Regions from separate parts of the Mus musculus genome. Here regions 1, 3, 4 and 5 are each linked to region 2. Evidence: chromatin loops called from intact Hi-C (ENCODE). Cell type or tissue: heart. All regions are shown on one strand. Links, peaks and the distances in the headings refer to the core of each region. The heading gives the core; the rest is flanking DNA.

What was found. Hi-C counts contacts between places; a loop is a spot of excess contacts. Peaks named below come from ENCODE experiments on the same cell type or tissue, not always from the same donor. Only the 100,000 strongest peaks of a DNase experiment are listed, where the experiment ranks them.
Region 1: a loop joins it to region 2, with 4 times the contacts of the local background. A loop is called at or near these places in 8 of 42 quality-filtered maps.
Region 3: it touches region 2 in a loop (7-fold over the local background); 8 of 42 quality-filtered maps call a loop at or near these places.
Region 4: it touches region 2 in a loop (6-fold over the local background); 14 of 42 quality-filtered maps call a loop at or near these places.
Region 5: a loop joins it to region 2, with 6 times the contacts of the local background. A loop is called at or near these places in 5 of 42 quality-filtered maps.

What each region holds. Positions count from the first base shown.
Region 1 is chr1:37,889,370-37,893,733 of GRCm38, forward strand. Mitd1 (MIT, microtubule interacting and transport, domain containing 1) reads right to left here and starts at 1,042. Exons shown (of 7, transcript NM_026913.3): 1 at 791-1,042. The coding sequence starts at 941. Mrpl30 (mitochondrial ribosomal protein L30) reads left to right here and starts at 1,108. Exons shown (of 6, transcript NM_027098.3): 1 at 1,108-1,215; 2 at 3,574-3,654. In heart, for the core only: CTCF peaks have their summits at 1,002, 1,204 and 2,227 (motif pointing right); a DNase peak (open chromatin) is centred at 1,062; H3K4me3 peaks cover 2,531 bases; H3K27ac peaks cover 1,510 bases.
Region 2 is chr1:38,128,119-38,132,507 of GRCm38, forward strand. Rev1 (REV1, DNA directed polymerase) reads right to left here and starts at 1,548. Exons shown (of 23, transcript NM_019570.4): 1 at 1,344-1,548. It overlaps Gm5099 (predicted gene 5099), which reads left to right and starts at 3,965. Exons shown (of 6, transcript NR_151587.1): 1 at 3,965-4,052. In heart, for the core only: CTCF peaks have their summits at 1,096 and 2,032 (motif pointing left); DNase peaks (open chromatin) are centred at 1,113 and 1,773; H3K4me3 peaks cover 2,350 bases; H3K27ac peaks cover 2,582 bases.
Region 3 is chr1:37,901,385-37,905,773 of GRCm38, forward strand. No RefSeq gene overlaps it. Among named protein-coding and RNA genes, the nearest start is that of Lyg2, 13 kb to the right of the region's middle. In heart, for the core only: a CTCF peak has its summit at 1,956 (motif pointing right); no DNase peak of the experiment used is centred there.
Region 4 is chr1:37,995,943-38,000,331 of GRCm38, forward strand. Txndc9 (thioredoxin domain containing 9) reads right to left here and starts at 1,266. Exons shown (of 5, transcript NM_172054.4): 1 at 1,167-1,266. Eif5b (eukaryotic translation initiation factor 5B) reads left to right here and starts at 2,068. Exons shown (of 24, transcript NM_198303.2): 1 at 2,068-2,382. The coding sequence starts at 2,348. In heart, for the core only: a CTCF peak has its summit at 2,039; DNase peaks (open chromatin) are centred at 1,329 and 2,139; H3K4me3 peaks cover 3,551 bases; H3K27ac peaks cover 2,517 bases.
Region 5 is chr1:37,676,182-37,680,570 of GRCm38, forward strand. All of the region lies in intron 1 of Cracdl (capping protein inhibiting regulator of actin like), which reads right to left. Among named protein-coding and RNA genes, the nearest start is that of Gm39628, 6.2 kb to the right of the region's middle. In heart, for the core only: a CTCF peak has its summit at 2,413 (motif pointing right); a DNase peak (open chromatin) is centred at 2,400.

The DNA of each region.
Region 1 (4,364 bases), core at 1-4,000, 240 kb before region 2:
CAACCATCTGGGAAAGATGAGCCCATTGGCGCAATCGTGGTAAATGTGGTACCCAACTGCTTTCTGATTGGATGTGAAGTCTGCTTGACAAGAGGGACTCTCATCTGGTACTTTATACCTAACTAAAAATCAAGACTGTGGCGGTCCTAGGCCCTAGGGGCCGTACTACTACTGCTGTAGTTTTATTAAATCAACATGATGTATCTGCCAAACTGCCCTCTACCTCATTATGTTTATGCCCATAGAGCAGTGCTGTAGTCCACATGGTCAGAGAAGCCTCTTCCACCAGTACCGGGTAGTGACTGCAGAGACTGACAACTGGTTGGTGCACATAGAATAAATGGCCGTGGAATGCACCCCCATCTTGAGAATGAATATATAATCATTGATGGAGGAGGGAGAGACAATTTAGTCAGTGCTGTAGTCGCTGGTAACGTGCACATAGCTCTGTAAACAAACTTCCACCCTAGTGAAACTCAATGGATCATAGTTGGGGTGAGGGCAGGAAGGTGAGCCAGAGGAAGGAGAAAAATCATGTCACAAACTGACAACAACGAAGAATAAAATTGATTCAAACGCAAGACCTATCAAGCCTTATAGATTATATTTGGTTATGCCTCTTATGGTCCTTAGCGATAACATCGGTCTATTGCAAAGGCCACCACCTCCGTTGTCCTGCAGATTATCAGAATATAACTCCTGAATTTGAATGCTTCCTGGTAGTTAGTAAGTTTCGTTTTCTTAAGTTTCCGCTCAGTCCCAGACAGAGCGGAAACCGAAACTCGCTCACCTTTCAGAACCTGCAAGAGCATGTCAATCCCCTCCTGGTAACACACCAGAGCCTGCTGGTACCGGGACTCTGCATCCAGCTCTACTGCCCGCTTTAGTACCGCCACCGCCGCAGTGCTATCGGAATCCTGTCCCAGGCTGGACTTAGCCATCACTGTGACAACTCCTGGGCACCGCCAGCAAATTCCAAGAGCTGACCCACTGCGCTTCCAGGAAGCGCACGCGTGACGCCGCTGCGCCTGCGCTGTCTTCTATGGCGCGTTGTGAATGGGCCGGGACAAAAAAAAAAAAAAACCTTTCCCGGAACCAAAGAACCGTACGGTCTGTGACGGCAACGGCGTGGTTTGAATGTTGCACTGGGTCCACCTGCCTCTGTTCCTCTCCTTCCGGCTGCGGGGACGTTCGGAGTGGACACAGCGGTCGCCGGTGAGTGCGGTCGTGGGAGCTAGAGGCTCTCTCTGCAGTTACGAAATGACTTTCTTTCTGTTTCGAGTTGGAGGTCCCGCAGACCTATTTCTTGATCTTCTGAAAGCAGCCAGGTTGTCACTTTATTCGAGTCGTGCTGCGACGCGCGTGTCTCTGAGAGTCTCACTCGTGTAGATCTAGGTCCGAGCCATCCAAGCGTCAGTGAAATTTATTATTTTTTTTTAAGAAGGCAAAACTTGCTTAATTTTAAGATGTTGCGATTTTAGAGTGCTGAGTTTTTGGAGTTGCTGTTTATTAAAGACAGTGATTTTGCAGGCCCCTGTGATTGTCACTTGTTAAAGCAGCTGCTTTTGGTGGCTGAGAGGCCGTTATGACGGCTGCCTACTACCTTTACGTCCTGGGAATTCGAAGAAGAGAGACATTTGTTGATTTCAGAGAACGCGGTTGATTGCACGGGAAATTCAGTGTTCTGTATTTTCAGGAATGTTCACTCCTCGTTATAGATATATACCTTGACCCTTTAGAAAGAGAAATTAATTAAAGAACCACTTACGAGCTGGTGTTGTAGTTTAGGGGTAAAGAGCTGTTTACGTGCATAACCATTGTAAAAAAGCAAAACAACAACAAAACTCCAGCAAACCTTTCGGGGTGAGGGAGAGGAAAAATGGTTTTGGCAGCCTTTTGTTTTTCTGTGTATACTCATATATTAACATATTAGAAAATAGAAATAGGTTATATATCCCATGTGATAAATGGTATTTTTCAGTTTATTTTTATGTGTATGGGTGTTTTGCCTGTCATATCTACACCATGTGCGTGTAGTGCCCATGGAGGCCAGAAGATAGTCAGATCCCCTGGAACTAGATAGAGTTAAAAAAACATTTGTAAGCTTCCAGGTGGTCACCGGGAATTAAATGTGGGACCTCTGGAAGAGCAGCCAGTGCTCATAACTGCTGAGCCATGTCTCCAGCCCCATTTTTCTGGTATTTGCAACAGTACAGAGGAAAGTTGTTGTACAGTAGATGGCAGTATAATTGCTTCAAGGTCCAAAAGCTACGCACATAAGAATAATGCCTACTGTATTGAAATGAGTTGCAGCTCAGAGCACTTATATTCTGTATGCAAGGCTATGGGTTCAATCCCCAGTACCTTCCCTCACCAAAAGGAAAAACAACAACAACAAAAAGCAGTTTTGATGGTGCTGCCTGCTTATATCTGAAATTAAACTTCAGCAGAGAATCTTGAGTGCCGAAGCTGCTTTGAGAGACACATCTATGACTTGAGCAGATCCAAACCAAAATATAAAGTCCTTGTCTTCTGGCACTGTCCCGTGTACAGAGTGGAGACAGCCACTAAATGGTAAACCAGCAAAGTACAATAGAACACGAGTACTCAAGTAAGGCAAGGTGCAGAAGTGCTGGCAGGGCTGTGGCTGCGAATGTTAAGCTGTTTGGTGGAGGTAGTCCTCATTCAGGACTGAAACAGCGTGATCCAGGTAGACCTGTTGACAAGAGAAGGTTTGAGCCAAAATAGGGAGAAGACCTCCAGCTTCAACTAGGTGTTGAACCCAGAAACTCATGCATGCCAGGTAAGCGTTGTACCTCTGAAACATATTCCTAGTTCCAGCTTTAATTTTTTTTAATTTATTTTTTAATAAATGAGCTTTTAGCTTTAGGCAATTTTAGATTTCAAGAGAAGTGGTGAGTGAAGCTTAGTACAGGGACCTGTACCTTCCCTGCTCAGTTTCTGCCTTTATCATCAAATATTAGTGTAGGGTGCTCAGTGCAGCTGCTGAACCAAATTGGTACGTTATTAACGTCATTTGCTTTATTAAGACAGATTTCTTTAGCTTTGTTGGGTGTCCATGTCCTATTATATTCCAGGATCCAACTCAGACACCAATGTAGTGTGTATTGTATATAATGATGATTGTGTAGCTCTTGGGTTCTTGGCCAGTTTCTCGGGTTTCTAGTTGTGATGACCTTGGCAGTTTCGAGAAGTGAGATATTTGAAAATGTGTTAATGAAGTGTTTTCCACAGTTAGGGTTACTATTGCTACGATGAAGCACCATGACCAAAAAAAGGAAGCAAGTTGGGGAGGAAAGGGTGTATTTTCCTTTGAGAGACACATCTCTCTTCTACATCATAGTCCATCACTGAGGAAGTCAGGACAGGAACTCAAGCAGGGCTTATGGCAAGGTGACATAAAATTAGCTAGCACACACAATAACCCTCAGTCCACGGTGGTTTTTCTCTTAAGTGGAGTTAAATGTATCGGCTTTGTGGTGGAAGTCATTTCATTACATGTCCTGGGATCAAGTATAGGTGCTAGCAACGTTTTGTTCTGTTTTATGATAGGTTCCCACTATGTAGCCCTGGCTGGAATGCTGTCCGCTCTGATCACCATTGGTGTTCCCCATCCCTGATCTCCTGGTGGAGGTAGTGTTACATGTCAGTTTGTTCTCCTTAATGGCAACCCCTGCTGTTCTGTACAGCACTCCTGGGAGCAGTGCTCCAGTCCCTTTACTTGTATGTAAGTGTGGACTGATCCATGACAGTGTAGGTCCCAGTTATAAACTGAAACTTTGTTGTGTGTTTGTTTAACTATAGTCACTCCAGTATGGCCACTGGGAGCTGTTTCAGTTGTGTCTGTATCCCTTTAATACGCTCCCTTGGGTTTGCATTTCTGAGTACCGACTTCCTGGTTCCTCAGGTTGCAGCAGACTGTCAGCTGTCTCTTGAAGGAGCCCTTTGAAGCGAGTGCTATTAAAGTCACTATCTGAGCACAAAGTGTGTTCATAGCTGCTGGTGTAGTTGTCCTCTCAACAAACAAAGTGAGCCCATGTGTACATACATGCCAACCCTAGTGGTTGGCAGGGTTCCTGAGGGGAGATGAGGAGTCTGAAAGGGAGGACTTTTCTTTCTGTCCCAGGCTTCCCAAGTGTAGGGTCAGAGGCATGTGCCACCAATGCCTATCTGTACATACTCTCCTAATGGCTGGATACCTTGGGGAAGTGATTGCTTTCTGCAAGTCATCTTCCTCATATGTAAAATAAGAGGGCACTTGGTTCTGATTCTAAGAGGTAGAATTTCTTCAGTACCATCTAGTTTTGCATTTTCTGTGATTTCTCTGACAAAGAAAAATGATC
Region 2 (4,389 bases), core at 144-4,143:
TTAAAGAAGTGGAGTTACGTATTTCAGCACATTAATTTTGAAAATGTGTATTTTTCTACCTGAGATGACATAGAGATTTAATGTTAAAAGTGATTCCCACCCTTAAGAAAATGAACAAATATGCATTATTTACCATAAAAAGGAGTAAAGTTTCATGACAAGATACACGATTTTGGTACATACTGACCTCAAAGGACCTACAAGACACAAACAAGAAAACAGAAATTCAAGAAAAATGGCAAGTAAGTAGTCTAAGCAATGAACGAGTGCACTCGTGCAGACTGAAGTCCTGGATGGAGAGCTCCAGGTAAGCTTCCAAGTGTCCATCACAGGTAGCACTGGAAGGGCCGGAAGGGTATTCTAGCAGCATTTGCCTGGGCAAAGCCCGGTCAATATGGGAAAGCAAACTTATGGAGTCTTGCTAAGCTGAGCTAATGCGCACTCCATAGGAACAAGATTGTGGTATTATTACTCTACGTAAAGGAAGAACAGGTACTAGAGAAGCCAGAGACCAAGCAAATAATTTAAGAGCTGTTACATAGCCCTTAATAGTTACAAATCCTTTTTATGAGGTCTCTTGTTTTTATCTACATACCATTTCTACTTTATACCCAAGAAACACCAAAAAACACACGGTGAAATCCTAGGCATGTATCACCTGTAGTGTTTTTTTAAACAATCAAGGAACGATACTACAGGAAAGTCCGGGCTTTGCAAACCCGGGACAGGAAGAGTCTCCAAACAAACAAGTGCCCCCTCGGTGCACCCCGACTGTTATTATAACAGCACACCCAAGTGTGAACTGAGCACCTGTACAAACACTTGGGGACAGGTGTCCTGCACATGAAGGGGACAGATAAGTGACAAGGGAAAAGGAGTGAGAGAAACACTGCCTCCGGGATGCCTAAGAGCAAGGCAGAGGGGAGAAGCCGATGCACCGGGGACGAGCGAAGACCCGCGGCGCGGGCCCCGGGTGCCCCCTGCCACGTTCTGCAAACGCTGGCGGAGCGGACACTCGAACGCGCGAGGGAATGAATGGCCGGCCAGGCGCCGGCGCAGGAGGAACCGGTGACTTGCGACGCCAGCGGCGGGACTCGGAGGCAGGGCCGCGGGCGCCCCGATCGGCGCGCGACGGAGCGCCGGGTGTGGAGCGGGAACGGGAGGTCACGCGTTACATAACCCGGCGGCCGGAGGCGCAGGGGCGACGCGGCGCGGCAGGCAGGAGGCCTCGCGGCAGCACCGCGAGCCCCCGGCCTCGGCGCCTCGGGCCGCTCGTGCGGCGGAGGCGGGGACGGCGGAGGCTCGGTACCCCTCCCCCACCCGCCGGCCCGGGGGTCGCTCACCTTCCGCGCCGCCCCAGGCCACCATGCCCGGGCCCAGCCGCTTCCTCGGGCCTCGCGGGCGCCGCCGTCGTTCAGTGTCCTCCCCGCGGCTGAGGGGAACGCCGGGGAAGGCAACCGGTCAGGCGGCCGCCCAGCCGCACCGCACCGCACCGCGGCCCACGCTCCCTCAGTCGCTGCGCCCGCCTCGCGCCTCCGCGGCAGCTCCGCCCCTCCCCCGCCGCTCCTCTGGCGCGCGCCCGGCTCCCCCTCCCATCCACACCGCGGCCCGCTGGCCCGGCCCCGCACGCACTCACCGGGCGCGGCGCACGCGCGCTGCTCGCGCCCGGCCCGAGGCGACCCCGGCCCCGCCCTCCTCTCGCGCCGGCGCCCGCGGGGAGGGGGGGTGGAGAGCAGCGCCTCGGCTGCACGTGACCGTGCGGCTGGCTGGGCGGAGGTGGCGCGGGACCCGCCGCATCACCACGCTGCCTCCCGCCGGGGCCGGCTAGCTAATGGTGCTGCAGCGACGCGCAGCCGCGCCCCGCCGTGCCCCGCCCCGCCCCGCCCCGCCCGGGCTCCCCAGCCGCCGCGGAGGGCGCGGGTGCCGGGACTAACCGGGTAGACGACCGCGCAGGGTCGGCCGAGGCGCGAAACGCGTCGCCGCACCGCGCTCCGATTGATGTGCGGCGCCACCTAGCGGCGGCCAGGACGCTCACAGGCTAGCACATGCTCGGTCGGCGAGCGGAGAACCGCGGCCCACACGGGTCTGCGGGAATGCCAGGTCACTTGCTGGCAGCCAGCTAGGCTGTGTCCAGACACGACGTCCCTCACAATCTTACCACTGCCGGTCCTGTGCTCTACCTGCCTTTCCCACTTGCAACACACAGACCTGAAGAAAATTGCTTTCCCTTGTGATGGTTAAAAACAAACAAACAAAAACAAAAAACCAGCAGCTACACAATTTATTCGTGGATGTTAAATACACCTAGCAAAAAAGAAAAAAAACAGTCTCTTAAGGCCCATTTCCCCCGCCTCTGTAGTGTCTGTTCAATGGGAGACTGCATGGTTATTGTGATAGTCTTTATTGTTGGAATGCTCAAACATTAAGCCAACCAACTCCTCGCCCTAGACTGAACACTTTTGTTCCTTCCCCACCTTAAGACTTTTGAAAGGAGTTTGCAGGCACTTAGAAAACAGTAGTACTCTTTTTAAAACTGACTTTGCAAACCTGAGGTTCCTTTCCCAGAGAGACAGGAGATAATCGAAATCTCTCTCTCTCTTTCTGTGTATGTATATGTACATGGGAAATATATATATCTGTCTCGATTTTAACCTCTCCCCCTTTGCTCCACTTGCTCGCTCTCCTTTATGAATTCAACTTCAGTATTCCCTCCCAGCTCTGTTTCTCTGGACCCACAATTGAAGAGCTAGATACAGTGTAACTGCAGGAGTTTCAGAACGAGCTGCAACACCACCAGCTTGTGTTCGGAAATACCGCTGGGCGGGAAATGAGGCTTGTGAGGAGTTTTGAAAAACTGTCTCTACACAGCAGTTATTTCCAATGAGAAAAACACCAAAACTTTATTTTTGAGACTGAAAAATAACTTGTGAATACTTTTCCTCTTCTTTCATAATCAAAGATTACTTTTTCTGTATTTTTCTCAAGCAAATAAACAAACTGTCCCATCCTCGTTTGCTTTCTTTTGCTGCAACAAACATTATTACCAAAAAAACAACTTAAGGAGGAAAGGGCCTATCTCACCTTACAGTTTACAACCCACGGGGAAGGGAAGTCAGGACAGAACCTGGATGCAGGAACTGAAGCAGAGACCACTCAGGAGCCCTGCTCACTTCACTGGCTTGCCTCTAATGGCTTGCTCCTCTATTCCTGATACAACTAAGGCCACCCACCCAGGGTGGGCACCGCCCACAGTGGGCTGGCCCATCCCACATCAATCATCTGTCCCACAGACTTGTCCACAGGCCGATTCTGATAGAGGTGTTTTCTCAGTTGATGTTCCCTCTTCCCAGATGACCCTAGCTTGTGTCAAGTTGAAAGAAAGTGGAAAGAAGATGTCTTTCTCTGTAAAACAAACAGAACCGAGAGGCGAGAAGAAATAAACGGTAGATAAATTCTAGAGTCTGTGTTACGAACAAGTTTGCCCAGGGTTTATTTTTATCTACTTCAGAAAGTTCTTATTTTAACTTTATTGTCAAGATTCACTTGCCCATCTATTTATTTTTATAAAGTCTATATTTTTCCTTATCGAAGGCGAGCTAGGCTTTGGAGACAGCACCTAAGATGACCCATCTGGGCCCCACACTTGGGAATCCTTGGGGGAGCTGTACCTTTTCACTCCTTTCCTAAGCTTCATTAAAATTGATTTTTTAAAAAAATTTAATCATTTCTGACACCTTAAGAAGCCCGTAAGAATGCAGGTCAATGGCCCTTTTAGGGTTATGAATAAAAGGACATGAATTCTGCTACACATTCACTTGGCCTCTGGCAGTAAATTCCATATATATATACTTTTAAAGTTTGTTCTGGAACCCCTGACAGTGGTCTGTTCACAGTGACTTACATGGCCAGGTAGTGCTTATTATTACAAAGCATTCCATCCATTATGCTGACAGATGAAATAATAAGAGGGCGTGGCTCAAGCCCACGTGAACGGAGGGTGTTGAAAGCAGAGTTGGTTTGCCAGGACTTAACACTCTCAAACATACATTCAGGTTCGTATTTAACCAACACAGTTCACAACATTCATTGTGACCCAACGAGTAATCAGTCATATGGTACACCCTGTATGCCCGTGGCCAAACATATTGATTTCCTGTCTTTAAAAAGCTTTTAGTGTGGTGAGAGGCAACAGCTGCAGGCTAGGCTCAGGGCTACCATCTGAGGGCAATCTTGCAGGCACAGTGGGAACCTGCGAGGAAAGTTGCAGTACGGACTGAGAGGTTGGTTCTGTTAGGGAAACACCGGAGCCACATGGGCGAGGAACGGAGACCAGGGAACATTCTAGAAACTGTGAAACATGAAGCCGAGAGTGGCATAGGCTAGGAAGGC
Region 3 (4,389 bases), core at 308-4,307, 230 kb before region 2:
AGCAGTCAGTGCTCTTAACTGCTGAGCCATCTCCCCAGCCTGAAATCTCACATTCTTTTAAAGATTTATTTATTTATTTATTTATTTATTTATTTATCTTTAAATTATGTGTATGTGTGTCTATTTGCTTCACATGACTACTTTTAAATGTCTACCTTAACCCACAATGCCCTTGTTTTAAATCCCTACATAAATAAAGAATCTATTTTTAAGAAATATTTATATTGGGGCTGAAGAGATGGCTCAGCAGTTAAGAGCACTGACTGCTCTTCCAGAGGACCTGAGTTCAATTCCCAGAAACCACATGGTGGCTCACAACCGTCTGTAATGGGATTGGATGCCCTCTTCTGGTGTGTCTGAAGACAGAGACAGTGTACTCTTATACATAAAATAAATAAATAAAAATAAGAAAAGAAACATTTACTTTTAGTAATGTGCGTGTGTGTGTGTGTGTGTGTGTGTGTGTGTGTGTGTGTGTGTGTGTGTGTGTTTGAGGGAGGGGGTGCACATTAGTGCAGGTGTGTGAATAGACCAGAAGAGGGTGCCAGATACCCTGGGTCTGGAGGTCCAGGGGCAGTGGGCACCGAGACCCAAGCGTTGACCTCTGGGAGAACAGTGTGAGCTCCTAACTGCTGAACTGCCGGGCAAGGGGAGAATCCTTTCATCTCCTTCCTTTTTCAGATACCTGGGAAAGTGAGAAGTCGTAAGAATTCTAGGGGAGACTCAGTAGTGGGAAGCCCGTGCAGCTCATTAAAGGAGAGCCTGCGTTCTTGTGCCCTTTGCTTTGCTTTGTCCTTGGTAATTTTCAGCTCAGGCCACACCAACATTTGCAAACTCTTTTGTTCCAGTGTTCTGGCACAGGTCTTAATGTTGAGTACTTATCAAGGCAAAAGCGTCATTGAACTACAAGCCTGAAATCAGCTTTTATTTATTAATGAGCTGAAAGCCAATTGCAGTTTTAATTTATTAATTATTGTATGTCTGGTATATGTGTGGCCTAGAGGAAACAGGAGCCCAAAGGCCACTTTAAAATGGTGTCTAGTTGGAGAGAAACCTGCCCATTTAGTGCCACAAGCATACCCCTGCCTACAGTGGGCTTGGAAAATCCTGTATACGTAGGAACTATTCTATGTCACCCTTTGGTGTTAATGTTACTATGGAGACCTGGAGAAACTAGGTTGGTTTTGTTTTGTTTTCTCTAAAGAGTTGCAGTTTGGGTAATCATCTTAACTTCAGCAGCCCACCACCGGAAGGATTGTTACGCTGAATATTTAGAAAATGAAGATGTCTAAAGAAGAGACAGTCAAGAGCATAGGCCGAGGGGGCGGCTCTCTGTTGTTACACAGGCAAAGCTGCATAAAGCACGCGCTTCCTCATGGTTTCTGTGAGGCTGCAGAGTGGTCAGAGCCCAGCTGGTAGCCTGCTTAGACCAGCGGTGCTCATTCTTCCTGATGCTGGGTCCCTTTAATGCAGTTCCTCATGTGGTGGTGACCCCCAACCAAAAAACTCTTTTGTTGCTACTTCATAACTGCAGTTTTGCTACTGTTGTGAATTGTAATGTAAATATCTGTGTTTCCCAATGGTCCTAGATGACCCCTGGGAAAAGGTCATTTCATCCCCAAAGGACTGACTACCTACAGGTTGAGAACCACTGGCTTAGTGTCTCACGGAGCTGCAATACATACTTCCTGCTAATAATGTGTGGTTCTCAGAGTTAAATGTGAGCAGGAATCTACTTCCAGATTCTGAGCTTGTTGGCAGAATTCACTTTTTTGTGACTGTAGAATGGGCAAGTCACCTCTTCAAAGCCAGCGCTGGGGGGAGGTGGGGCGGGGGCCTCTAGCAGAATGAACACCATTAAGCTTGTAAAACAATCATGGATGACTCTTCATCTAGGTCACATTCTACTGTCCAGAAGAAAACCACCCGTCTTGTCCCCTCTCAAGGAAAAGAGAAGTTACATGTGTGGCCAGGAGGTGGCAGGAGGTTTCAGCTGGTAGATTGGCTCCTCCCAATCTACCAGCTGAAACAATCCACCCTGTAGTCCACCCCCAAGGGCTCTGTGTGTGACAAGCTCTTCAGCTAGGTGTTCCTCTGCTTCACGTGGTCTCAAAACCTTGTAGAGACTCATTCCTTAGTCCTGACCTCGTGTCGCTAAGGATTATTCATTTAGGTTTATCTGGTTGGGACTGCATTTGTCTGGCCAGAGGTTTTGGTCTGGCCTCTGGTGACCAACTGACCATTTTTCTAGTAAGAGTCAGATATAAAACACTGGACACTAAATAAAGAAGCTTACCCTTAAAATGGCAGTCAGCAAGCTGAGTATTATTATCTGTGTATTATTTCTATTTTTACTTCCTTGCAATTTTAAAATATAAAGTGAGTGACCTTATGGCAGTGCCAAGCGTCCTGAAGGCACTGTTTGACAAAGTTCCAGAGCTTGGATGACCCGGACTGAGCCTCCAGTGCCCTGGGTAGAAATCCGCTACACACATGATACTTATGTTTCTCACTGCTAAAGGCCTCTCTGAAAGCTAGAGCTGGAACAAGAAGCTGCTGTAAACAAGAGTGGAATCAATGGCTGTTCCCTGGGAAAAACAGTTCTGCAGAAAACTGAGTCTTTCTTAGAACTTACTATTTAGATACACTTTTAGATTATTAATGAGTGTTGCTAGTAAGCATGAGACAGGATGTGAGAACAATTAGTAAAGAAGAAAAACTTAGGGAATTCTAGCAGCTGGCAAATGAATTGAATCACTAGGCTTTTAGATCTCGCTTCAGAAACAAGGAACTAGTGTGAATCGGAAGAGAGTTTGGCCACACAGTTAATGACAAACCTTGGTACCTTCCTGAAGGAAGCAGTTTTAGGAATCCTGATGTTGTTCTGCTCTTTACAGAATTGTAAGAAAGATGGGAATTGTATTGAAACATGGGTTCATGACAGAGACACAGAAGAAAGCATGCTGGCTCCGTGAACTGCCTGCCTTCCTGACCAGAACTTTTCTATATATTACAAACAAAGAACAGACCGCCTTTGCTTTTAAGCAAGGGGCTGCACAGTGTTTTAGGAATCTAAGAGAAAGGACAGTGGTCTTATGTCAATTATAAAAGAAATATAGAGGAAGGGAAGGAGGAATTAGACAGAGGTCAGAGAAATTGAACCTTTGTAGAAATCCAAGCTTGATACAATGGGGAGTAGGAAATAACTTTTGATCTATTAATTTTGTGCCAAACTGAAACAGAATCAAATTCAAAATGTCATCCTGTCTGGTATTTCTGCAACCACAAGGCTTTCTGACACCAATCTTAAGGAAGAAGATACTTAGTTTAAAGAAAATTGGGGGCTGGAGAGATGGCTCAATGGTTAAGAGTACCGACTGCTCTTCCAAAGGTCCTGAGTTCAAATCCCAGCAACCACATGGTGGCTCCCAGACTTCCCTAATGAGATCTGACGCCCTCTTCTGGTGCATCTGAAGACAGCTACAGTGTACTTATGTATAATAATAAATAAATCTTTAAAAAAAAAGAAGAAAATTGATTTCATCATAATGTTAGGTTTTAGTTCTCATAAAATTACTGTTTGCTTGCTGTGTTCCTCTTTCACTATTCTTGTGTAATCAAGGAAGGCTTTAGAAGAAAATGTATCTTGAAAAGCTGGGTAATCAATGAATAAAGTTCCTGAGGAAATGATTTTGTGTCTAAATATAGCCTGTGAGAGACACAGGTTGTCAGACTAGGCCAAGCCATACCGAGATGTGCTTCCATCTCTCATGAAACAAAACTGGATGGTGTCTCCCTTCTGAAGCTTCCCTCGATGCTCTTACATCCGCCAGCTGCAAGCCCTGGCCTCAGCAGGGGCTGGTCCCTGGCAATCTTAGGCACTAACTCTGCATATTCTGTTTGCTAGTTTCCTTGTATGGAATAAACTGTTAGTCAGTAATGATAATTATACTAAGGGCAGTGATTACAAAGAAATACAGATGGGTATAGCTTTCACATGATAGGTATGATCATGCATTCCTGGAACCCTAGCACCGGGGAGATGGAGGGAAAAGACTTAAAGAGTCTCAGGCCAGCCTGGGCTGCATAGGGAGACGTTTTGTTTTGTTTTATTTTAAAACATTTATTCAGCTGGTACACAAAAGAAAACACAAAACTTAATCAAAGCAACATGTCCTGGTAGAGAATGGGCGAGGGAACAGAGCTGCTGACCTCCTGCAGCTGGAAATGAACGGGAGGAAGAGGGGGGGGGCTGGGGCTTGATATCCAAGTCCAGGCTGTGTGCACCATGGCTACAAGGCTTCTCAGTAGGCCCTATCTTTTAAAGGTTCCACTCTTCCCATTGATGCCAAGTTGGGACCAAGGATTGAACATGGGGGCTTTGGGAGA
Region 4 (4,389 bases), core at 261-4,260, 130 kb before region 2:
GAGGTTAACACAACAGATGCCATGTTGGAGGCACTATTTTGGCCTTAGAACTCAGCATGTAGGCCCCAACACCTGCCAAAACCAGAATAAAGATGTAAACCATCAAAGATCTCATTTATGGTTCCAGAATCCAGGGAAATCCCTAAATACACTAGCTTGCTTTTCGGCATACTTCCTCAAAAATATCCTGACATAAACGTTACAAGTCCAGGTGACAGCCCATCGCTTCTACGACTAAAGGCAGGCTCTTGAAGCAGAGAGAAGTAATTACACACACGTCTACTTGTGTCCAACATCTGCTGGAGAACAACATTAATCTGGGAGTAGATTAATTAATGCAACCAAGACAATCCCTACTCTCTGAGCCATGCCCACTGGCCAACCTAATCTACCCAATTTCTCAATGAGTCTTTCTTCCTAGGTGACCGTAGATTATTCTATCAAGTTGACAGCTAAAACTAATCAGCTCACACACAAAATAAGCCTGGGCATGGTGGCTCATGATTACAACCTCAGCTCTCAAGGGCAGAAGCATAAGGGTCACACCTCATATTTGGAGCGATAGGCCTGGGCTACATAAGGTCATTTAAAAACTCCAACTGTCAGCTTCTCATAAATACTATACAACTGAAAAGAAGCTGTACTCCCAGGATCCCTAACTCGGGGAAGAGAGAGAAGGATCCGAGACCAGCCACTCAGAATCTGCATCACAGTATTCGTTTATCACCGAGAATTTCACAGGAGACCTTTACGTTTAAATGCGGAGCTTCACGCGACTAAAAGTGCTGCCCTGAATTAGGCGGAGGTGGTCACTGCCTTTATATTGGGGGTAAGGACATAACTTTCTATTTATTGAACCAAATCGAGTATTATTCTTACCGACGAACTGGGGGCCCTGACACCTATGTACTCCCCTACAAACTCCTAACCGAAACCCTAACCCCATGTACCTGTCAGCAGACTCTTCGCCACTCCCTGAGCTCAAGAGACTGGTGGAGTAGTTCCGGGGGGACCCGATTTCGCACTAACTGGGGCGCATGCGCCGTAGCCTCCGCAGCCGCCCAGACGAGGCCCTCCCAGCCGCTCCCTCGATCCCAGCCGAGGATGTGTCCTTCATCAACACTGGGACGCTGTGGCACTATCGGCCACATCACCCTCAGCCGTACCTGGACTATTGATGAGGCCTACGGAGAGAGGAAGCCGCAGATCAAGAATACCCACCGGGTTCACACAGGTTTCAACCTCGCAGCAATTGTTAAGGGCAGAGAAGGGGCTGTTAACTCCGCCACTTCATTGGCTACAGTCCTCTCGCGATACAATGTGAGACACTCGCGGAAAGGGCGGTGGCGAGTGACGAAAGCCTCGGAGAAGCCCTATCCTCCGCCACCCGGAACTACTGGCTTCCGAGCCTACGCTTCACGTGGGCTAATGGCCGGAGGGATGGGCGCTAGGCACGTTGGGAATTGTAGTTCTTTGTGCACTGACTGCGGGTCCCGGCTCTACCGGGAAACGAGCCGGGTCTTGAGCCTGAGTGACAGAGGGGCTTCATTTCTCGTTGTGTTTAATAGTTTCGAAAGTGTAGCTTACAGTACATTATAATTTATACACAGCTCACACTAGTAACATCGCCCCGAAACATGGAGAAAATTTTCACCATGCCAGGATCTTCCCTCCTGACTTTCTTAGGCACATGAATTTTTAGAACTTGCTCATACGAAGATTCATATTAGGGGACCCGTTGCTGTGTCCTTATGTCTTTTTCCCCTTAATAAATGTACACAGTTGACAATTCATGAGTGTTTCTGAGAGGGATCCCATTTTTTGTCCTGCCACCCCCAGAACGCTCATCATTGACTCTTTGTGGTCCTGTAATGGACTTCCCGCAGCTGAGGCCGCGTAGGCAGGGGAGAATTTTCAGTCCCACTTCTGCGTCGAAAGCCAGCCCCGGGAAGGGTGCCGACGTGAGAAATGAACGGCCTCATTGTCGTCCTCTAGGTTCTAGAACCCGGGATCCGCCGGACGTCGGTGCGCGGCGCTCACTTGCGGCGAGGGGGCGCCTGGGTTCCCACCTGGCCGGCGGCTCTACTGGAGACGCTCTAGCCGAAGCGCCGCTCTCGATGAGCCGCGCCCTGCGTCCCCACGCCGAGGCGGCGGGGCGATGCGCTTGCGTACTGAGGGCTCACACCATATGTGCCCTGTCCCAGTGCGCGGGTCTGTGGAGAGCCGGGTGCGAGAGGCGGCGGCGCGAGGGGGACCGAGCCGAGCGGGCATTGGAGTCAGCCGGGAGACAGTGGGTCTGTGAGACACCGAACCGAGGGGCCGGGGCCGCGAGCGCCGTTGACAAGCGATGGGGAAGAAACAGAAAAACAAGAGCGAAGACAGGTAGGCGGCGGGGCTCGGGCCGGGGGTCCTCCGGGAGTCGCGCGGGGCCCTGGATGGGCGAGCCTCGACGGGGCGCGTCCCGCGGCCGGGGCTCGGGCTGGGGTCCGAGGCGTGGGGCTGAGGGGCTCGGAGGTCGTTTGGGGGTCCGGGCGGTGTGGGGCCGGGCTCGGGCGCTGCTAAGCCAGGCCTACGGCCCAGGTGAGTGCGAGCCGGGCCCGGAGAGCCCGGGTGGGGCGGGCCGGGAACGGCTCCCTCGCCTCCCCTGGCCCTGGGAACGCCTCCCAGAGCGGCTCAGGAACTTCGGAGGTGCTCGGGGTTGCGGAGAGGTAGCCCAGCGGCTCCCTCCTCCCGTGTGCCAAGTTGGAAACACTTCTGGGGTTATTTAAAGTCCCGGTTGCCCAGTCCTGCTTTCTGGCTTTCCATTTTCCGGCCTCTTTTTTTTTTTTTTTTTGCGTATGTCTTGGCTTCCTACCGCTTCCCTTAAGAAAGGAGGAGGGGAAGAAACCAGTCAAGGGTCGCTGCTTTCTAACCTTAAAAGAAAAAGCCTTTTCAGGGGAAGGAGTGTGTGTTTATGAGCTACTTAGGCGGAGATTTGGGGAGCATGCCTGTGCCACGTTCGATTAAGTTCTTTTACCCTTTTCAGTTGAGTTGACTTCCTGGGCGTCTGCAACCATCTGTTCCATTTCATCTTTAAGTAATGGCCATTCAACTTAATTTAAAACACTACAGGTAACCGAAAACAAAACCAAGCCTTGTGGCACTTCATCGCTGTGGCTCACACAGACATGGTTTTGAAGTTAAAGCTGTTGAAGTGTATGTCGGAACACTTAAGTGTGTGGACCTCGCAGTTGGCTATCTGGCAAGAAGAATTTAAAGACTAGGCTTGTATTTTGGTTTTAGGTCTGTTGGAGAATGTAAACTGGTCTGCGGAATAGATTCTGGGTTTCTTGTGGCAGAGTTAGTGTTTATGAGGAACAGGGTTTATTACAGATTTAGATGTGAGCATTAAGAGGGACAACAGAGGAGGGTTCTGTAGAGCAGGGAAGCTGAGAACTTCCTCTAGAATGGGGGTAGGGCTTCTCAAAGAGTGGCCTGAAAGTTACTGTTAGTCAAATCAGGAGAATAAAAAGAGGTAAGCAGATATTCCTGAACCTTTGGTAGGACATTGGCATACGTGAGTAACATTTTATTTATTTATATTTTTCTGAGAAGAATTTTGAGTTCTATCAGTCATCTATCTATGTATGTACTCTGCATTGTCTGTTTCTGTGTTAAATCATCACCCTACCCTGCCTTTGCCGGTCTGCAAACATCATCACTTGGCCAGTTCTAAAATACCCACTTGTTGGACAGTCTAAACCAAATCTGAGGCCTTTCATGTGTACAAACGTCAGGTGTATCTGGAAGATAAAGGTTGTGCTGGGGCCCTGTAGAAATGTAACAAGACAACCACAGTTGGATTGGACTAAGGAATAGGAACTGTTTTCTTACCTCTAAAGCTAGTTTCTGTTTTCCCTGATAGCGTTTTTTAGAGTTGTTAAAACTGGGTCTCACACAGCTTAGCCTGGCTGCTTCTCTGTGTGGCCAGAGGGGCTTCCTTGAACCTCCTGACTCTCCTTCACCTTGTAAGGAATTACAGGAGTAGATTACTAGGAGGCTTCCTTGAGTTTTTAAAGTTTTTTTTTTTCCAGTTTATCTGTTTGATTCATGTTTATACCAAGTTTAAATTTAAAAAATCCATATTTTTGTTACTCAGTTTCTAGTTTTTACTTACCTTTCGGACTTTTTAACGATGGAGAAAAGCTATTGGAAGGAAAGATACTAATTTTTGTCTGCAGTTTTAGTAAAGATTTGTTTATAAAAGATTTTCCCCTGTGGGAAATCTTTAGAACAGAAGAGATCCAGCTCCACTCTTGGTATACTAACACACTAACCATTTGAGAACAGGCTCTTGGTGCATCCCTTTGGCTCACTTTGATGGCAGTGCACCCTGTGAGGTTTATGTTG
Region 5 (4,389 bases), core at 222-4,221, 450 kb before region 2:
GTCATTTAAGCTCCCACGTGATTTCTGGTGACAGCCACGGTGGAGTGAGGTATGCTGTGACCTCTGGGTGTAACCTTCGATACATGAGGTAAGCCTAAATTGATGCTTACCAACTTAGTGCCATGGGGATGCACCTCCAATATAAGCATGCAGTGCTCACCTGAGAGACAAGCAACTGCTGCTGCTGCGAATTCAGTGCATGCCTCATGCAGGCTCGGAAGCCCGCCGTGTCCAGCAGGAATCTGTCTGGTGGGAATCAGGGAGCACTACCTCTGGAGAAGAGATAGGAGGCCCTCAGAATTGACCCAGTCCATTCTGAGAGTTGCTTCTTACAGTGCAGGCTTTGGGTTTCCCTGGAAGCGCTGCTCTTCACACAGAACCTAGAGTCTGCAGGGAAGGGCGGGATGCTTTCCAACCCAGAAAGGGGACAGTAAGGGCGATGGATCCAAGTCACAAGTGGACCAGGTTGAGGCAGGCTCAGTTCGATGTCCAAGGCTTCTGCTCCCACACACAATGCTTTCCCTGTGAGCCACTGGAGGTCAAGTAAGGCCAGCTGAGGTGGAATTTCAGCCCCTATTCAGCACACAGTAGGCAGCACCTAGAAATGAGGACCCATGGGTAATGGATTAATGATTGATTAGGTTTCTCTCTACTCAAAAGGAGTCCTACTCCTAGGCACCGCTGGACAGAGGGGACCATGCTTTGAACAGAACTGGAAACTATGTTGAGAGCCCAGATTCCATAAGAATCTGCCAAAGCCGCACTCTTAATACACGGTGTAGCCTGAGATGGGAGCCGATGGCTCAGGCTTGAGATGATCGATCCAGTCAATGCTGTTGCGTCTCCTTGGTGACCTGTGGTTGGTTTCAGACCAAGGAGAGTGAGACTGAGGGCTTTCTGGAACTGTTGGAAGGATTTATCTCTTGGGCCTGGCAGGATGCCTGCAGAGAAAAGGAAACCCACACACCCAGAGGCTCTGTATGCAGCCGCAGCTTCTCCTGAAGTCAGCTACCAGGGGCTTCAGTTGTGGGGACCATGAAAATCTGTTCTTAAATGCCAACCACCCTTTGCAAGGCTTATCTGCAGGAAAGGAAAAAAAGTCCCAACCAATTTCATGAGCATGCAGCAGCAGCAGTGGCTGAGTGACGTCAAGAGCATCTGAAGTCCCTGAGGCTGTCTGGATGTACTTTCTCTGGCTCAGCTTTTGCATCTCTGGGACAAACGGGGCTGGTATACTTCTAGTGAGGCTGCATCCAGGGTGGATGGTGGTGAACTGTAAGGTGGGTGCCAGCCAATGAAGAGCTATGTGTTGTAGAGTTCCGAGTGGCAGAGGCACTGTCCGTGCTTTTAAATCCCATCTAACTAGCCCAGTAACCCGGAAGATGGGCAAACTCTCAGCCCTGGGCCACCCCTCTATGGATCCCGTGGTTCTGAGGGCCTCGTGCTCTCCAGTGAGAAAGGAAATCTCAGACTCATGGCCTCTGAGTGAGATGACAAGGGAAGACAGACTCAGTGGCAGCTAGACTGACAGAGAGCTGTGGAGGGCGTTTGGGACAGTGAGCCTTTGCCTCATGTGGGGAGGATGAGACACTCCGAATGAATCACCAGTGGTCCAGAGTCGGGTAAGTCACCAGATCCAGAGGGACCAAAACAGGAGAAGATTCAATGCTACCCAAAGAGAGTGCCAGAGAGGCAGGAGGATTGGGGTTTGATGGGTTGGACTAATGGCTAAGGATCCATTGGTACTCCTCTTTGCATCCACCTCCCAGGACTCAGGTGCTACCCACTGTGTGCCCAGCACTAGCCGAAATAACCTCTGAATGGCAGTCACTGCTGGGGCTCATACAAGACTGAAGGTTGTGAGTTGTGTCTTCCCTGGCACCCACTGGTCCCAGCCAGGGCCTCTGCACACCACAAAAGTACAACAAGGCACAGCAGCGGGTTGCTCCCACCAGCTCCAAAACTAATACAAAGTGCGACCGGTACAATCAGCCAGGTGCAGTAACCTTGCACCACAGAATGGTACACTCAGGTCTGAAGAGTGCCAAAGGAATTCCACCTTGCTGTCTTCCCTGTAGCCTTGGGGTCCCCTCCCTAGTAAGTCCTTCAGCTGTCACAAGAAGAGGACAAGGTCTGTCACACAGACTGTTGTTCCAGACCCAAAGAGATGATGTCATGCACAAAGGAGCTAATGGAAGGGATTATTGCTCACTGGTATTTTTGGCAGCTCTCAAAATGCAGCACATGGAGACCCACCCACACCACCTCCAGGCAAGCCTGCTCTGGCTGTCCGTCTTCACTCACTGGGATTCAGAAATAGTGCCACCCACATGAGATGGTTTGAGCCTGGGAAGCAGCCTGTGCTGGGGAAAGACAGAATTACAGGTGTCCTGTCGCCCAGCATGGCCAGCAGAGGGCAGCAGAGGGAGGGAAGGCTAGAACCTCCTGCCAGATAAACTGGTCTTTCCTACCAGGGATGAGAGGCCCTGAGTTCCAGAGACAGCCAGGATGAGCACCAAAGTCCCCAGCATCAAACATCACCCAAATGGTTCAGAGGTCAAGATGACAGACTACGATCTTGGGCTTCCTGCCGCAAACCTTGAAACAAATGACAACCGAGTAGTCAAGTTCAAGTACACAAGCTACAACCCACACAGACATCCAGTCAAAGCAATGACAGAAACCCATGGCTGAAATCACTTTCATCAACAGGGAAGGGTGCAGCTGGCACTCAACTTGGATAGCAAACATGACCTTTGAACTCCAGGCTTAAGATCAACACCCTAAAGGAAGACCGACTCAGAAGTCGCTCCTCGAACTTCACGCCACTGGGGAAGGCATGGTGGGAAAAGCAACTGCATTTTCCTCCCCCCCCCCCTTTTTAATGGAGATTAATACAGAGTAACTATCTAACATTCTTGGCAGAAATAAATCATACCTAAGAAGTGTGATAGTGCTTTCAACAGCGAGAATGTTTACAATCTGGAATGATGGAATTACTGCAAAGATATGTCCGGTGAAGTATGATAAAAATTAGGTGCATAAGCCCAGCACAAACTGTGTAAGGAAGAGCAAGCAACACGGGTGAGAGGAACGTTAGATGCTGAGAACAGCAAGATGGTGAAGCTGGGCTCTCACCTGGCAGTCAGCCCCCGACTTCTTGAAGCAATAGAGCTCACTGTGACAGGATGTATATAACATGCCTCGGGACAGAGTGAACATGTGACCAAACTGAGCTGGCTTAGCTAACAGTCCGTGGGAGTCAAGACACTGTTAGTGATCAAATTAATTAATCAACATTCAGAAAATGTTGGAATAAGGACCTCCCCACCCCATGCCTGCCTCCGCCTCCCAAGTGCTAGGATTAAAGGCGTGCGCTACCAACTGCTCGGCAGGTTGAGGCTTCTTTAAAGTTCCATCCCATGATGATGAAGCTGCTGCTGCAGGTGGCGATGATGCTGCTGCTGCTGGTGGTGGTGGTGGCGATGATGCTGATGATGCTGAAGATGTATTAATTCCCTCACTTTAGAAAGGGGAAACCCACTGTAATTTAGGAAGGTGCTTATCCAATGTGAAAAACATCTCACCTCCCAAATAAGGTGTTTGTTAGAGTCAATTACAGCCAAATAGTACTTCACAGACGCCTAAGGCAGATGGTCACTGCTGCGGGAACAGGAGACTTAGCTACCAAGCTTTGCTAAAGGGACATTTGGCAGGTTCCTGGGAACCCAGAAGGCAGCATGCAGGCCGAACACACAGTCAGACCTGAGCTGACCAGACCTCTCATCTCTACGATCCATGCAGGCCTGAGCACACAGTCAGACCTGAGCTGACCAGATCTCTCATCTCTAATGCAGCATGCAGACCTGAGCACACAGTCAGACCTCTCATCTCTAAGGCAGCATGCAGGCCTGAGCACACAGTCAGACCTGAGCTGACCAGACCTCTCATCTCTAAAGCAGCATGCAGGCCTGAGCACACAGTCAAACCTGAGCTGACCAGACCTCTCATCTCTAAGGCCACATGCAGGCCTGAGCACACAGTCAGACCTGAGCTGACCAGACCCCTCATCTCTAAGGCAGCATGCAGGCCTGAGCACACAGTCAGACCTGAGCTGACCAGACCTCTCATCTCTAAGGCCACATGCAGGCCTGAGCACACAGTCAGACCTGAGCTGACCAGATCACTCACCTCTGGTTAACCTCAATGCTTTGCAGAAACAGAAAATGGGGAGTCACAGGTGTGGATGGCCTGGCCAAGTGCTGAAAGGAACGTTCTAACAGGTACACACGGAGGTGCTCACCAAACGCTGGTCCTGAGTGTTTCCAAAATGTCCATCTAATCATTACCTGATTGGCTACTAAGTGAGCCATATAAAAGTTTTTAGCA